Linked DNA regions of Homo sapiens: region 2 is linked to region 1. Evidence: read pairs that join two places in POLR2A ChIA-PET (ENCODE). Cell type or tissue: Panc1. All regions are shown on one strand. Each heading gives the region's core, and the rest is flanking DNA. Links, peaks and the distances in the headings are about the cores only.

Region 1 (2,913 bases), core at 313-2,812:
GTGTATTGGTTATCAGTAAGCTGTAGTCATTCCACTTCCATTTTTTAAGAAAGCCATTCTCATTTTTCACAGGTGGCCGGAGCAGCAGCTTACAATGAAAAATCAGGTAGGATTACCTCGCTCTCACTCTTGTTTCAGAAAGTCTTTGCTCAGATCTTTCCTCAGTGGAGAAAGGGGAATACAGAAGAATGTCTCCCCTACAAGTGCTCAGGTGCGTGACTGCAGACCCTTGTGGGGACCCCCGCACATGCTTCAGAGTTGGTGTGGCACCGACCAGCAGGCATATTCTCTCAAGGCCTACACCATTCCTCTCCTTTGCCCGTAAATGTGAGACTCTTTTAACGACAGCCTATGGCTGAATTGACCAGATGGGGTGGCCAACTGATTGTCTCCTTGCTCAACGAGTACTATACAAGCTAAATAGTTCTGGCCTAATTCCAGGGGTCCCCCATTAAAGATTTTCAACCAAAGCTCAGGCCAATAGGGCCTGACTACCCAATTCCGGCTTCGTTTGGGTAATTGAGGCCACAAGAGGTCTTTCTAGGAGACTCAGATTAGAAATGGGAGTTGAAGCAAAATAAAAGTAATGATCACATTTTATCTATTTTAGGATGCACATTTTTTTTTCACATTTTAACAATACTGAAATAAGGTAGTGTACCTGTTATCAATTGATGGTATGCCCCAGTTTAGTTGGCATTTTTTTCCCTTTCTCAGAGGCATTGTAACAACAATATCTTAGACACCATGAAATACAGTGTCCCAAGCTGGGTCCTCCAGGAAGCAGAATTTGAGATGGAATTAGGAGTGCAAAAAATTCACTGTGAAAGGTAAAGAGAGGAAGCCGGACTGGGCAGACTAGCCATCAGACTGTAATAAAAACCCGACAGTCTCTGCAAGCCTGAGATTGACTGTTAGAGGTGTCCCACGTTGGGCATGAATGGCCTTGCTCAGCTACTGATGGAGGCTGCCCTGAGAATAGCATGACCTTGGCTGAAAGCTGAGATGAACCCTGAGGGGCTAACAGCTGGAGGCTGTCAGCTAACTGTATTTCCCACTTCATAGCCAATCGCAGGGAGATCTGAGTAGCACATCTTCTTGTCTGCCACATACGGTAAATAATTTTTAGTCAATTAGTTTTAATTTCACCAAAATTGTGCCAGACTAGAATATCATAAAGAATTATTTACTGAACTGAAGCAGACAGTATCAGTGCTCATTGGCTGGTCCAATGTCTCCCCTACTCCTCCTCACCAGGGAACTGCCTCAATCAATGACCAATAGAAGTTGGGTAGGCCAGGCATGGTGGCCTTTTTGAAGCCACCCAGGTGGGCAGATTGCTTGAATCTTTTGGAGCACTCTGGGAAATGCCTCTGAGAAAGGGGAAAAAATGCCAGCTAAACTGGGGCTTACCATCAATTGATAACAGGTATACTACCTTATTTCAATCGGCCCAGGTGGGCAGATTGCTTGAAATCAGGAGTTTGAGACCAGCCTAGGCAATATGGTGAAACCCCATCTCTACAGAAAAAAATACGGAAATTAGCTGGACACGATGGTGTGGGTGTAGTGCTGTGAGCCTGTAGCCCTGGCTACTCAGGAGGCTGAGGTGGGAGGATGGCTTGAGCATAGGAGGCAGAAGTTGCAGTGAGCCAAGACTGCATCACTACACTGCAGCCTGAGCAACACAGTGAGACCCTGTCTCAAAAGAAAAAGAAGTTGGATAAATACTCCAGCTCCTGTGGTTACTACCCCTCCAGTGGTATAACCCTGAGGCACAAGATCTACACTGTTTCCCAGTAGAGTTAAGTTCCATCTGCCTAGTTACACGTGCTTTGTTCATTTGTCTTACTTTCCCAGCCTGCCCTCCCCACCCCAAGGCCCTAGTATTTCCTAGGATCACCTCCCAAATAAACTACTTACATTCACATCTTTGTCTCAGGGTCTACTCTTAAGAAAACATAAACTTAGATGCTGACAAAGGCAAAAAAGTTATAAAACCTCCGCCTATTTTGGCTCATAATTAAGTCCCTTCCAATACCTGTGCCCTAAGCATTGGTCTTTCTAAGCTCGCCACTTTTATATATATTTTTAAAAATTCACAAGCCCCCATATACATGGTTTTCCTACCATCATCACTGCATCATAGTAACTACCACTTATGGAGTACTTAATATATGCCAGGCACAAGACTATGCACTTTATGGGTGACCTACCACTGAAAACTCTTAGATGTCCGTGGTCTAATTATATGTGTAGTTGAGAAGAAGAATCATGAAGAGCACTACATGAAGTTCATCTCTCTTTTGCACATAGGAAACACAGTCTCCTGGTATGAAGTGGGATTACAACCTTTCAAACTGTGCTTTTTTTTTTTTTTTTTTTTTTTTTTTTTTTTAATCTTCTCTTCTTTTCCAGAGACTGGTGCTCTTGGAGAAAACTATAGTTGGCAAATTCCCATTAACCACAATGACTTCAAAATTTTAAAAAATAATGAGCGTCAGCTGTGTGAAGTCCTCCAGAATAAGTTTGGCTGTATCTCTACCCTGGTCTCTCCAGTTCAGGAAGGCAACAGCAAATCTCTGCAAGTGTTCAGAAAAATGCTGACTCCTAGGATAGAGTTATCAGTCTGGAAAGATGACCTCACCACACATGCTGTTGATGCTGTGGTGAATGCAGCCAATGAAGATCTTCTGCATGGGGGAGGCCTGGCCCTGGCCCTGGTAAAAGCTGGTGGATTTGAAATCCAAGAAGAGAGCAAACAGTTTGTTGCCAGATATGGTAAAGTGTCAGCTGGTGAGATAGCTGTCACGGGAGCAGGGAGGCTTCCCTGCAAACAGATCATCCATGCTGTTGGGCCTCGGTGGATGGAATGGGATAAACAGGGATGTACTGGAAAGCTGCAGAGGGCCA
Region 2 (2,913 bases), core at 210-2,709, 110 kb before region 1:
ATATATATTATATATAATATATATTATTATGTTATATGTAATATATATTATATATAAATAATATACATAATAAACATTATGTTTATGAATAAACATAAACGGAATAAACATTCCCTGGGAAAGGCTGACATTTTAAAGCATCTTTTAATGCCACTGAACGGAAGGCTGGTCAGTGGCTGGGAATAAGTGCCATCTGCTCAATCCATGTGTTTTCCACAGCCTAACCATGAACACCTTGAAGAAAGCAGTAGCGTCCTTCCTCCTTGCAGCCTCAAATTCAGAGTATTTGGACGTTGCATCTATCATCCGCCAAAAAGTGCAATCTTATGAGCTATTCCACGTACAATCAAGTAGTAGATATCTCAAAGCCCTTACATACAAAAAAAATTTGCTCTGAGGAAGAGATTTGGAAGATCTTTTCTGTTTCTAAAAATCGGTCATAAGCCTGAATTAAAATAAATTAAATCCCTATCCTACGTATCAACTTCTTCCCTAAATCCCATAATCTCTTAGTCATTTAAAGGCATGAATATGAAAGAAATTTCAGTATAAATGACTCCCTTTTTATAGTAGGCAATGTAGCTAACTTAAAACAATTTTTTTCATATACAGCAGGAGGTGAGAACATTATTCCAGTTATCTTTTCCTGCTTAACAATCCTCCCCCAAATTTAGTGGTATTATCCCTCAAGATTCTGGGGGTAGACTGGGCTAAACTAGACAATTCTTTCTCAAGAATTGAGAAAATTGTAATCAGACTGTGGCTGAGGCTGGAGGCATCTCGAAGCCTACTTACTCACACATCTGGTACCCAGCCTAGGATAACTCAAAAAACTGGGGGCTGGACCCTCTGGAGCTCCTCTGGTATCTCTATCAATATGTGGGCTCACCACATGGTTTCTCCAGCATGGTGGCTTCAGAGTAGGTGAACTTTCAACTTGGTGACTCAGCTCCTAAGGCATGTTGAGAGAGAGCAAGAGAGAGTCGAAAGCTCTATTACTTTTTATGACTTGGCCCTTAGAAGTTATAGTTTCACTTCTCAAGCATTCTATTGATTAGAAGTGAGTCATAGCCTGAACAACATAGCTAGACCCTGCCTAACAAAAAACATTTTTTAAAAATTAACTGAGCATGGTGGTGTGCACCTGTAGTCCTAGCTACTTAACAGGCTGAGGCAGGAGGATCACTTGAGGCCAGGAGTTCAAGGCTGCAGTGAGCTATGATGGCACCACTGCACTCGAGAGAGAGACCCCATCTCTAAAAAATGAAGTGAGTCACTAAGTCAAGTTCATAGTCAGGTAGAAGAGAAACAGATTCCACATCCTCACTGGAGGGGTGTTTAAGAATTTGCAGACATTTGCCTCTCTGTTCCGAGATGGCTGAATAGGAACAGCTACAGTCTGCAGCATCCAGCGTGATAAACACAGAAGATGGTGATTTCTGCATTTCCAGCTGAGGTACGTAGTTCATCTCACTGGGACTGGTTGGACAGTGGGTGCAGCCCACGGAGGGCGAGCCAAAGCAGGGTGGGGCATCACCTCACCAGGGAAGCACAAGGGGTTGGGGGATGTCCCTTTCATAGGCAAGGGAAGCCATGACAGACTGTACCTAGATAATCAGGATGCTGGCACCCAAATACTGTGCATTTCCAACGGTGTTAGCAAATGGAACACCAGGAGAGTATATCCCGCACCTGGCTCGACAGGTCCCATGCCCACAGAGCCTTGCTCACTGCTAGTGCAGAGACTGAGATCAACCTGCGAGGCAGCAGCCTAGCAGGGGGAGGGACGTCCATCATTGCTGAGGCTTGAGTAGGTAAACAAAATGGCCAGGAAGCTCAAACTGGGCAGAGCCCACCACAGCTCTGCAAGGCCTGCTGCCTCCGTAGACCCCACCTCCGGGCAGGGCATAGCTGAACAAAAGGCAGCAGAAACTTTTGCAGACTTAAACGTCCCTGTCTGACAGCTCTGAAGAGAGCAGTGCTTTTCCAAGCAGGTTGTTTGAGCTCTGAGAACGGACAGACTGCCTCTTCAAGTGGGTCCCTGACCCTCGTGTAGCCTAACTGGGAGACACCTCCCAGTATGGGCTGACTGACACCACATACAGGCGGGTGCCGTATGTAGAAAGTTAAAACTGGATCCCTTCCTTACACCTTATACAAAAGTTAATTCAAGATGGATTAAAGACTTAAATGTTAGACCTAAAACCATAAAAACCCTAGAAGAAAACCTAGGCAATACCATTCAGGACATAGGCATGGGCAAGGACTTCATGTCTAAAACACCAAAAGCAATGGCAACAAAAGCCAAAATAGACAAATGGGATCTAATTAAACTAAAGAACTTCTGCACAGCAAAAGAACCACTATCAGAATGAGCAGGCAACCTACAGAATGGGAGAAAATTTTTGTAATCTACCCATCTGACACAGGGCTAGTAACAAGAATCTACAAAGAACTCAAACAAATTTACAAGAAAAACACAAACAACCCCATCAAAAAGTGGCCAAAGATATGAACAGACACTTCTCAAAAGAAGACATTTATGCAGCCAACAGACAATTGAAAAAATGCTCATCATCACTGGTCATCAGAGAAACACAAATCAAAACCACAATGAGATACCATCTCACACCAGTTAGAATGGCAATCATTAAAAAGGCAAGAAACAACAGTTGCTGGAGAGGATGTGGAGAAATAGGAAAGCTTTTACACTTCTGGTGGGAGTGTAAATTAGTTCAACCATTGTGGAAGACAGTGTGGCGATTCCTCAAGGATCTAGAACTAGAAATACCATTTGACCCAGCGATCCCATTACTGTGTATATACCCAAAGGATTATAAATCATGCTACTATAAAGACACATGCACATGTGTGTTTATTGTGGCACTATTCACAATAGCAAAAACTTGGAAC

What was found. ChIA-PET counts read pairs that join two places held together with the same protein. Peaks named below come from ENCODE experiments on the same cell type or tissue, not always from the same donor. Only the 100,000 strongest peaks of a DNase experiment are listed, where the experiment ranks them.
Region 2: POLR2A ChIA-PET joins it to region 1 with 13 read pairs; 17 of 35 experiments call an interaction of 5 or more read pairs at or near these places.

What each region holds. Positions count from the first base shown.
Region 1 is chr3:122,555,627-122,558,539 of GRCh38, reverse strand. It overlaps PARP9 (poly(ADP-ribose) polymerase family member 9), which reads left to right. Exons shown (of 11, transcript NM_001146105.2): 3 at 73-106; 4 at 2,419-2,913. All of the region lies in intron 4 of LOC105374071 (a long non-coding RNA gene), which reads right to left. Among named protein-coding and RNA genes, the nearest start is that of PARP9, 7.2 kb to the left of the region's middle. In Panc1, for the core only: no CTCF peak of the experiment used is centred there; no DNase peak of the experiment used is centred there.
Region 2 is chr3:122,667,583-122,670,495 of GRCh38, reverse strand. No RefSeq gene overlaps it. Among named protein-coding and RNA genes, the nearest start is that of PARP14, 12 kb to the left of the region's middle. RefSeq lists enhancers at 1,168-1,217, 643-1,842. In Panc1, for the core only: no CTCF peak of the experiment used is centred there; no DNase peak of the experiment used is centred there; H3K27ac peaks cover 607 bases.